Regions from separate parts of the Homo sapiens genome. Here region 1 is linked to region 2. A link is an interaction called in ENCODE POLR2A ChIA-PET data of the cell type or tissue named here. Cell type or tissue: HepG2. All regions are shown on one strand. Region 1 has its middle 26 kb from the start of HOMER3. Region 2 overlaps GATAD2A (GATA zinc finger domain containing 2A).

Region 1 (5,000 bases), 480 kb before region 2:
TCTTTTCTTTTTTTCTTTTTTTTTTGAGACAGAGTTTAGCTCTTTTTGCCCAGGCTGGATTGCAACGGCGCGAGCTTGGCTCACCGCAACCTCCGCCTCCCGGCTTCAAGCGATTCTCCTGCCTCAGCCTCCCGAGCAGCTGGGATTACAGGTGCCTGCCACCACACCCGGCTAATTTTTTGTATTTTTAGCAGAGACAGAGTTTCACCATGTTGGCCAGGATGGTCTCGATCTCTTGACCTCGTGATCTGCCCACCTTGGCCTCCCAAAGTGCTGGGATTACAGGAGTGAGCCACAGCGCCCGGCCAACTCATTTCTTTTCTAACAAAAAACAGCCTGAAAAATCGAGCTGCAGACATGGATAAGCAAGTGGGAAGCTTCCAGGGGTGAATACCAGCAGCTGTGTCAATGGAAAAGGGCCACCTGAGGGCCTGGCATGTTCAACATGGGGGCTCCAGCTTCCCTTTTTTTTGGTCACTACGTGTACAGTAAAGAAACAGGTTTTAGTTTGGCTGGGCACGGTGGCTCATGCCTGAAATCCCAGCACTTTGGGAGGCTGAGGCAGGTGGATCACCTGAGGTCAGGAGTTCGAGACCAGCCTGGCCAACATGGCGAAACCCCGTCTCTACTAAAAATACAAAAATTAGCCAGGCATGGTGGTGGGCGCCTATAATCTCAGCTACTCAGGAAGCTGAGGCAGGAGAATCGCGGGAACCCAGGAGGTAGAGGTTGCAGTAAGCCAAGATCGAGCCACTGCACTCCAACCTGGGCGACAAAAAAAAATGAACAGGCAACATGGCGCCAGCCAGCTAGAGAACTCATCTGCATAATAAAAGATTAAGAAGCCAGGCGCAGTGGTTCATGCCTGTAATCACAGCACTTTGGGAGGATGAGGCAGCAGATCATGAGGTCAGAGTTTGAGACCAGCCTGGCCAAGAGACCAGCCTGGCCAACATAGTGAAACCCCATCTCTACTAAAAAAATTAGCCGGGCATGGTTGCAGGCACCTGTAATCCCAGCTACTCAGGAGGTTGAGGCAGGAGAATTGCTTGAACCAGGGAGGCAGAGGTTGCAGTGAGCTGAGATCGCACCATTGCACTCCACCTGGGAGACTCAAAAAAAAAAAAAAAAAAAGAAAGAAAAGAAAGAAAAAAAAGATTAGGATGGGAAGGCCAGCTTTTCACACCCTATGCAAATTACACACATAGCCTTAACCAGGTTTTTACACCCTATGCAAATGAAACACCTGGTCCAACCAATCTTTTGTGCCCTATGGAAATCAGACACCACCTCCTTAAGCTCATCCATAAAACTCACTGCTTTTTACTGAGGAAGTGGAAACCCGTTCAAGATCCCTCTCTCTGCAGCAGAGAGAGCGCTTCTCTTTCTTTCACCGATTAAACTTCCACTCTGAACCTCACTCTTTGTATGTCTGAGTCCTAGTTTTCCGGGCCTGTGAGACAACAAATCTTGGGTATTTACCCCAGACAACAACACTACTCCAGTGGGAGGGAACACTTGAAGCCAGGAGTTTGAGGCCGGCCTGGGCAACTTATTGAGACACCATTTCTATAAAACAAACAAACAATAAGCAGGGGCTAGGCATGGTGGCTCACGCCTGTAATCCCAGCACTTTGGGAGGCTGTGGCGGGCAGATCACCTGAGGTCAGGAGTTCGAGATCAGCCTGGCCAATATGGTGAAACCCTGTCTCTACTAAAAACACAAAAATTAGCCAGGCATGGTGTCAGGTGCCTGTAGTCCCAGCTACTTGGGAGGCTGAGGCAGGAGAATCACTTGAACCCAGGAGGTGGAGGTTGCAGTAAACTGAGATCGCACCACTGCACTCCAGCCTGGGTGACAGGGCGAGACTCCAACTCAAAAAAAAAAAAAAAAAAAAAAAGCTGGGCACGGTGGCTCATGTCTGTAATCCCAGCACTTTGAGAGGCTGAGGTGGGTGGATCACCTGAGGTCAGGAGTTTGAGACCAGCCTGGCCAACATGGTGAAACTCCGTTTCTACTAAAAATACAAAAATTAGCCGGGAGTGGTGGCACACGCCTGTAATCCCAGCTACTAGGGAGGGTGAGACAGGAGAATCACTTGAAAGGAGAATCACTTGAACCTGGGAGGCAAAGGTTGCAGTGAGCCAAGATTGTTCCACTGCACTCCAGTCAGCCTGGGTGACAGAGAGAGACTCTGTCTCAAAAAACAAACAAACAAAACAGTCAGCAGGAACAGGCTCCAGGGAGAGACGTTCTGCTGCCTGGGTTGGGAGGGCTATGAGAAGTTGGCAGAAGGAGGAGCCTAGGGAGGTTCCTAGATTTTTCTGAGTGCTTGAGGACTCTCTCTCTGATTTGGGGAGGCTTAGGGAGCACTGGGCAGCTCTGAGAGTGGCCTGGGAGCCTGGCTGTGCCCCCTGCAATCCTGATGCTTTGGGGTAAGCAGGTGTTTGCCCCACCAGGCCGGAGGGCAGAGCAGTTCCTCTGGAACATCTCCCAATGCACAAAGGTTCTGGATATGGGTATGACTGTGAACTTCCCCTCGGCAAATACCTCCCCGACGGAAATGCACACGCAGCCTTCTCTCTTGGAATAAGGCAGGAAAATAAAAAAATAAAAATAAAAAATAAATGTATAAGAAGGTGAAGTCACAACGGGCAGTAGACAGTTGGGGATATTGCACCATCCCTGCAGGAAGGAAGCACCTTGGAGCTGACCCAGGCCGCCTCACTCTGCTTCCTTTTGAAACGCTCGTGACTTTTCAAATACTGCATTTTGCTGACAGGGCAAAGCATGCTCAGCTGGCCATGACGACAGGCTCTCTGGAGACTTGGAGAATGTTCCAGGTTGACTCAGAGGAATGCAGGTTGGAATCCCTGCTTCATCTCTGGTTACCTCTGTGAGCTTGGGCAAGGATGGGCTTTTTATTTTTATTTTTATTTTATTTTATTTATTATTATTATTTTTTAAGACAGAGTCTTGCTCTGTCACCAGGCAGGAGTGCAGTGGCAGGATCTCGGGTCTTCGCACCCTCCACCTCCTGAGTTCAAGTGATTCTCCAGCCTCAGCCTCCTGGGTAGCTGGGATTAAAGGCACCTACCACTACACCTGGCTAATTTTTGTATTTTTAGTAGAGATGGGGTTTCACCGTGTTGATCAGGCTGGTCTCGAACTCCTGACCTTGTGATCCGCCTGCCGTGGCCTCCCAAAGTGTGAGCCACTGTGCCCAGTCCCAGGCTTTTTAATAAACTCTTCTGGAGTAACTGGGTATCTGTGTGGCACAAAATAAACCTTGATCCCTACCTCACACCCTACACACAAAAATTCACCTTTGGGGAAAGCCCTTTCTCACTCTGAGTCTCTTCTGGGCCATGGTTTCCAACTCATAGAGCTGCTGTGGTACTGGGTCCCAGCAGCCCTGCCTGAACACTTCGCAAAAAGTAACTATCATTGGAGGTGTGGGGGTTCATGCCTAGAATTCCAGTGCTATGGGAGGATGAGGCAGGAGGATCACTTGAGGCCAGGAGTTCTAGACCAGCCTGGGCAACATATGCAGACCTCATCTGTCATATATATATATATATATATATTTTTTTTTTTTTTTTTTTTGAGACAGAGTTTTGTTCGTTCCCCCAGGCTGGAGTGCAGTGGTGCAATCTCAGCTCACTGCAACCTCTGCCTCCCAGGTTCAAGCAATTCTCCTGCCTCAGCCTCCCAAGTAGCTGGTGTGTACCACCATGCTTGACTATTTTTTTGTATTTTTGGTAGAGACGGGGTTTTACCATGTTGGCCAGGCTAGTCTCTAACTCCTGACCTCAAGTGATCCACCCACCTTGGCCTCCCAAAGTGCTGGGGTTACAGGTGTGAACCACAGCGCCTGGCCCCCACCTCTTCATATTGTCACATGGGTCTTAGGCTTCCACATATGAATTCCAGGAGGACACATACATTTGGGCCATAGGAGAGACAACACATCAGACTCTCAGGAAGGACTGAAGGGGTGGGAGTGGGATTCTGTATTCGATGGGACTCTGCAAATTTGAATTGTTCACATAGTATACAGTGATTCCCTTTTATCGGAGGTTTCACTTTCTTTCTTTCTTTCTTTTTTTTTTTGAGATGGAGGCTTGCTCTGTCTCCCAGGCTGGAGTGCAGTGCTACGATCTCGGCTCACTGCAACCTCCACCTCCCAGGTTCAAGTGATTCTCCTGCCTCAGCCTCTGGAGTAGCTGGGATTACAGGCACGCACCACCACACCCAGCTAATTTTTGTATTTTTAGTACAGATGCAGTCTCGCCATACTGGTCAGGCTGGTCTTGAACTCATGACCTCAGGTGATCCACCTGCCTGGGCCTCCCAAAGTGCTGGGATTACAGGCGTGAGCCACCGCACCCGGCCTGAGGTTTCATTTTCTGTGGTGTTGGCTACCTTCCATCAACCTCAATCCAAACATATTAAGTGGAAAATTCCAGAAATAATTCGTAAGTTTTCAGTTGCCTGCCGTTATGAGTAGTGTGATGAAATCAGTCCCCACCCCGCCCCCTCCCACCCTGGATATGAATCATCCCTTTGTTAAGGGTGCCCACGCCATAGACACTACCAGCCGGCTAGTCACTTAGTAATCTTCTGGGTGATCAGATCAACCGTGTCAGTATTACAGTGCTTATGTTCCAGAAATCCAAATTTTATTAATTTTCTATTTTATTATGTTATTGTTGTTAATCTTTTACTGTGTCTCACTGATAAATTAAACTTTATCATAGGTATGTATGTATGCATAGGAAAAAAACAGTGCATACACGTTTGGTATTTTCTGAAGTTTCAGGAATTTACTGGCAATCTTGGAACATATTCCCCACAGGCAAGGGGGAACTATTGTATTATTTTGGTATTCAAAATAAAAGAGGCTGGGCATGGTGGCTCATGCCTGTAATCCCAGCACTTCGGGAGGCCAAGGCAGGAGCAATCGATCCCTTGAGCCCAGGAGTTCGAGACCAGCCTG
Region 2 (5,000 bases):
CCAGGAGAAGGGATGGAGAGGGCACTGGGAGACTTTTTCACGTGTCCTTTCTTTGTAGCATCATGTACGTGCTTCACATAATTATAAAACAAAAGCCAAGTGGTGGCAGTGGAAGGGGAAGCAATCCCTTAAAAACCAAAGACAAAAATGAATGAATCTAGGTACATGTCAGTTGTAACACACATTGGTGACTTAACCTCTCAGAACTTATTTCTGATAACTTTAAAACGTAGTTTGACTGTAAATGTTTTAGCGAGATACCCAATAAAGGTAAACAAATTTATTTCCTTCTTTCCTTCCCTTCCTTTCCTTCCTTCCCTTTCCTTCCTTTTCTTCCTTCCCTTTCCTTCCTTTTCTTCCTTCCCTTTCCTTCCTTTCCTTCCTTTCCTTCCCTTCCTTCCCTTCCTTCCCTTCCTTCCCTTCCTTCCCTTCCTTCTTTCCTTCCCTTCCTTCCGTTCCTTCCCTCCCCTCACTCTGTCACCCAGGCTGGAGTGCAGTGGTGCGATCTCGGCTCACTGCAACCTCCGCCTTCACGTTTCAAGTGATTCTCCTGCTTCAGCCTCCCGAGTAGTTGGGATTACAGGCGCCCGCCACCATGCCCGGCTAAAAACAACTTTCTTAAAATCTTCAGCTGTTTTTTGGAATCCTGGTTTTGGTTTCAGGGTAACAATATTAGCATTATTCCTGTTATATATTGTAGGAGAAAATAAGTAAGTAATGTCATTAAGAACCAAAATTTTCCACACAAAAGGAAAATGCAATAAAAACCCAAAGCACTAGCTTTTTTATTTTTATTTTTATTTTTGGGCAGGGTCTTGCTCTGCCACCTAGGCTGGAGTGCAGTGGTGTGATCATAGCTCACTGCAGCCTCCAGCAGTCCTTCCACCTCAGCCTCCCAAGTAGCTGGGACAACAGATGCACCACCATGTCCAGCAAATTTTTAAATTTGGGTTTGTTTTTGTTTTTGTTTTTGTTTTAAGACGGAGTCTCGCTTTGTCACCTAGGCTGAAGTGCAGTGGCGTGATTTCGGCTCCTTGCAAGCTCCGCCTCCCAGGTTCATGCCATTCTCCTGCCTCAGCCTCCCCAACAGTAGCTGGGACTACAGGCGCCTGCCACAACGCCCGGCTAATTTTTTGTATTTTTAGTAGAGACGGGGTTTCACCGTGTTAGCCAGGATGGTCTCTATCTCCTGACCTCGTGATCCACCCGCCTTGGCCTCCCAAAGTGCTGGGATTACAGGCGTGAGCCACCGTGCCTGGCCTGGTTTTTGTTTTTTGAGACAGAGTTTCACTCTTGTTGCGCAGGCTGGAGTGCAATGGCACGATCTCGGCTCACCACAACCTTTGCCTCCTGGGTTCAAGTGATTCTTCTGCCTCAGCCTCCTGAGTGGCTGGGATTACAGGCAAGCATCACCATGCCTGGCTAATTTTGTATTTTTAGTAGAGATGGAGTTTCTCCATGTTGGTCAGGCTGGTCTCAAACTCCAACCTCAGGTGATCCTCCAGCCTCAGCCTCCCAAAGTGCTGGGATTACAGGCGTGAGCCACTGCACCTGGCCAAGACCTGAAGTACTTTAAGTAAAACGCTTAATTCTCATTCTGCATTGGGAACATGGTAATTGTGTAAGACACACTGGGGTTGTATCAGAAGGACCCACAGGGGCCCTGCTGGCACAGATGGGGCAAGCGAGAGTGAACAAGAACAAGGAGCCCCTGAGTTAGATGTGTTAAAAATCCAAGGCTGGCTGGATGCCGTGGCTCACACCTGTAATCCCAGCACTTCGGGAGGCTGAGGCAGGTGGATCATTTGAGGTCAGGAGTTCAAGACCAGCCTGGCCAATATGGTGAAACCCCGTCTCTACTGAAAATATAAAAATTAGCTGGGTGATAGTGACGCACGCCTGTAATCCCAGCTACTCGAGAGGCTGAGGCAGGAGAATTGCTTCAGCCTGGGAGGCGGAAAGTTGCAGTGAGCCAAGATCGCGCCACTGCACTCCAGTCTGGGCAACAGAGTAAGACTGTGTCTCACAAAAAGAAAAACCCAAGGGTTTAAGCTGGCTGTGGTTATACGCACCTGCCATCCTAGCTGTTCCGGAGGCCAAGGCCATAGGATTGCCTGAGCTCAGGAGTTGGAGTCTAGCCTGAGCAATGTAGCAGGACCCCCCAAGCTGAAAAAAAAAAAAAAAAACCCACAGTTTCTTATTGGTGCTTAAAGGACAAGGAAGAAGCTCACTGGTCCCCTTTGGTAGGAGTTAGAGAGCTAGCTACCCATTTAAAAATGGGTAGAGGGAAAGCAACAGGCATTTTTCCTGCATCTTCTCTGTGGGCTGCACACTCCAGGAACGAGAGTGTGGGCGAGGGCAAGGTTCCCTCGCATGGCAGTGCTGGCCCGCAGAACTGCCTAGGGTGACAGGGATGCTCTACACCGTCTGCCCTGCGTGCCGTTTAACATAGCATGACTGAGGACACGGAGTTTAATTTTGTCTATTTAAATAGCCACATGTGGCTAATGGGCAGCACAGCTATTGATGTGTTTTAGCAAATTAATATGAAATGACAGAATTTTAAGTTTATTGCAGTCACCTAGTGAATTGAGGGGTTCCAGACTGTAAGGTCCAGACAGTGATTCTCCCTAGCTGCTAGCCCCCAAGGAGAGTGTCCTGTGCTTCCACAGGGACACGCACTCACCAAGCCTCAAGGTCTAGTTCATGAGAAATTGGGGGTATGTGCACTTACGCCACAGGGACGCCATTTGCAAAACCAACAATGGGAAACAGGGCAAGCATCCTAACTCTTTGAGCATACGATTGTGTCAGTAAGGGGACCTGTGGATTCCAGCCAGATATGACTCCAACAAAGACGGAAGATTGTGAAATTATCAAAGGTGGGATCATAGTGTTGTGGTCATGCTTGTTCTGTAGAGATAAATACTGACCCCTTTAGCACAAATGCATGTTTCATAGGATTTGCTTCGTGGAAGCTAGTGGGAGAGAGAAGGAGAAAGGAGCGGCATGTGGAGGACACGAGGGTGGTCCCCGATGGCCGTGGACCTGGGTGGTAAGCACCTGCAGTTAATCACACCATTATCTACTCTGTGGGTGGATTTGAAATTTTCCTTAAAGAAAAGTGTGAAAATTGGGTTTGGCCCAGGTCTTTTCTCAGGGAGCTTCGTGACTGGATCATCTAGAAGAGGGGAAATGGCCATTTATAAAAGCTGAGGTAGAGGCCACTTGGGGGTAGTTTAGGAGACCACTTGGGAGTAGTTTAAATTCAAGCAGAAAACCATGAGCAGAGACTGGAATTGCCAGAGGGGACCGTGGCCTGTCAGCCCACCAGACAGCCTCTCTTACACACTCTTATTTTCTGTAATTACAACACTCACAGCTACTCTTCGTGGAGCCCTCAGGAAGTGTTAGCAATAAAGTGGGTGCTGTTCCCATTTTACAGGTGAGGAAGCTGAGGCCCTTGTGGGTGAATCAGGCTTTCTGGCTTTGACTGGACAGCTAAGGGCATGAGCTTCTGGGCCTCCTTCCTGTCGCCTCCCTGCTCAGTACCTGGGGCACATCTGACTACCACTCCAGTACCCTGACTCTATGATGAAAACCATTCTCCCCTCCCCATTGGTATTGCCCATCCACAGCAGTCGTAGCCCATCACGAGTGGATAAAGTAGGTGGTTAGCTGGACTTGCACATGACTTGTTTCGTGAACAGTAGTGCTTAGAGTTGTGATCTAGGGACCCAGCGAACAGTGTGTGAGGGACTTCAACCCTGCCTCTCTCCGGTATGTGCTGTGCCTGCTGTGCCCCCCACTCCAGTGTTCTCCTTGGGGCTCCTGAGGCAGCTCCCAGTAGGAGGCCTATCGTTGTTGGCACCCCAAGGGTGTCCCTGATCCCTAAGTAGAAACTTAAGCAGGTATTTGGACAAATAAATGAGTGAAACACCTTGTGACGTTGAGGCCTGTGGCACTTCCCCAATAGTGTGTTAGTGTAAAACCACCGTGTATGATGCCTGTTGGTCCCAGCACTTTGGGAGGCCAAGGCATGTGGATCTCTTGGGCCCAGGAATTTGAGACCACCCTAGGCAACATGGCGAGACCTCGTCTCTACAAAAAGTACAAAAATTAGCCAGGTGTGGTGGTGCGTGCCTTTAGTCCCAGCTACTCAGGAAGTTGAGGTGGGAGGATTGCTTGAGCCCTGGAGGTTGAGGCTGCAGTGAGTCATGATTGTGGCTCTGCACTCCAGCCTGGACAACAGAGTGAGACCTCGTCCCTTAAAAAAAAAAAAAAAAAAGCCACCATGGCAGTTTTGTTTTATTTGGATTTTAGGCAGTGTAGGGCCTGTGATAAGGCCTGGCTGAGGTGGGGCTCTGCTGGTAGTAACTCTTGTGATTCCAGCCCTCTGAGGCCACTTCCTCTTTCTGCCTTGGCTCCTCCTTGGTGAATTCTCCCTTATGTGTCCCACATTCTCATACTCCCAGGCATTGGATCTTTAGCTGGGAGATGGTTCTGAGTTCCCATGTGTACAGTGGGCTTGCTGCAGCCTCCTGCAGTTGTCCTGTAGGACTCGTGGTTGGTGGTGACATAGAGGCTGCCTACCCTGATGGCTGATGGCTGATGGCAGTGTGGTTGTTTGGGGTCTTGTTGTATAAAAGGAGCATGTTTACTGAAGGACCCAGTTCTGTGCTGTTGGGGTCACAGCAAACCTGCTTTTGCCTGTTAGTATTTTAGTAGCTCTAGAGGGGTTCATGGCTATTGGAATTAGTATTTTTGTTTTTGTTTTCTTTTCTCACCTCTTTAAAAAAGCATGTAAAATTCACATGGTAGAATATTCACCAGTTTTAACGTTTTTAAAGTGTGTTGTTTAGTGGCATTTAACCCATTCACAGTATTGTGCAACCATCACCTGTAATTCTAGAACATTTTCATCACCCCCACCCCAAAAGAAACCTTGTCCCCATTAGCAGTCACTGCCTTTTCCTTGACTCTGCTCTCCACCCTCCCAG

Evidence for each region. Peaks named below come from ENCODE experiments on the same cell type or tissue, not always from the same donor. Only the 100,000 strongest peaks of a DNase experiment are listed, where the experiment ranks them.
Region 1: POLR2A ChIA-PET joins it to region 2 with 5 read pairs; 2 of 35 experiments call an interaction of 5 or more read pairs at or near these places.

The regions. Positions count from the first base shown.
Region 1 is chr19:18,965,200-18,970,199 of GRCh38, forward strand. No RefSeq gene overlaps it. Among named protein-coding and RNA genes, the nearest start is that of HOMER3, 26 kb to the left of the region's middle. In HepG2, no CTCF peak of the experiment used is centred here; DNase peaks (open chromatin) are centred at 2,789 and 4,522; H3K4me3 peaks cover 344 bases.
Region 2 is chr19:19,440,603-19,445,602 of GRCh38, forward strand. The region is part of intron 1 of GATAD2A (GATA zinc finger domain containing 2A); the gene reads left to right. Among named protein-coding and RNA genes, the nearest start is that of MIR640, 8.0 kb to the left of the region's middle. In HepG2, no CTCF peak of the experiment used is centred here; no DNase peak of the experiment used is centred here.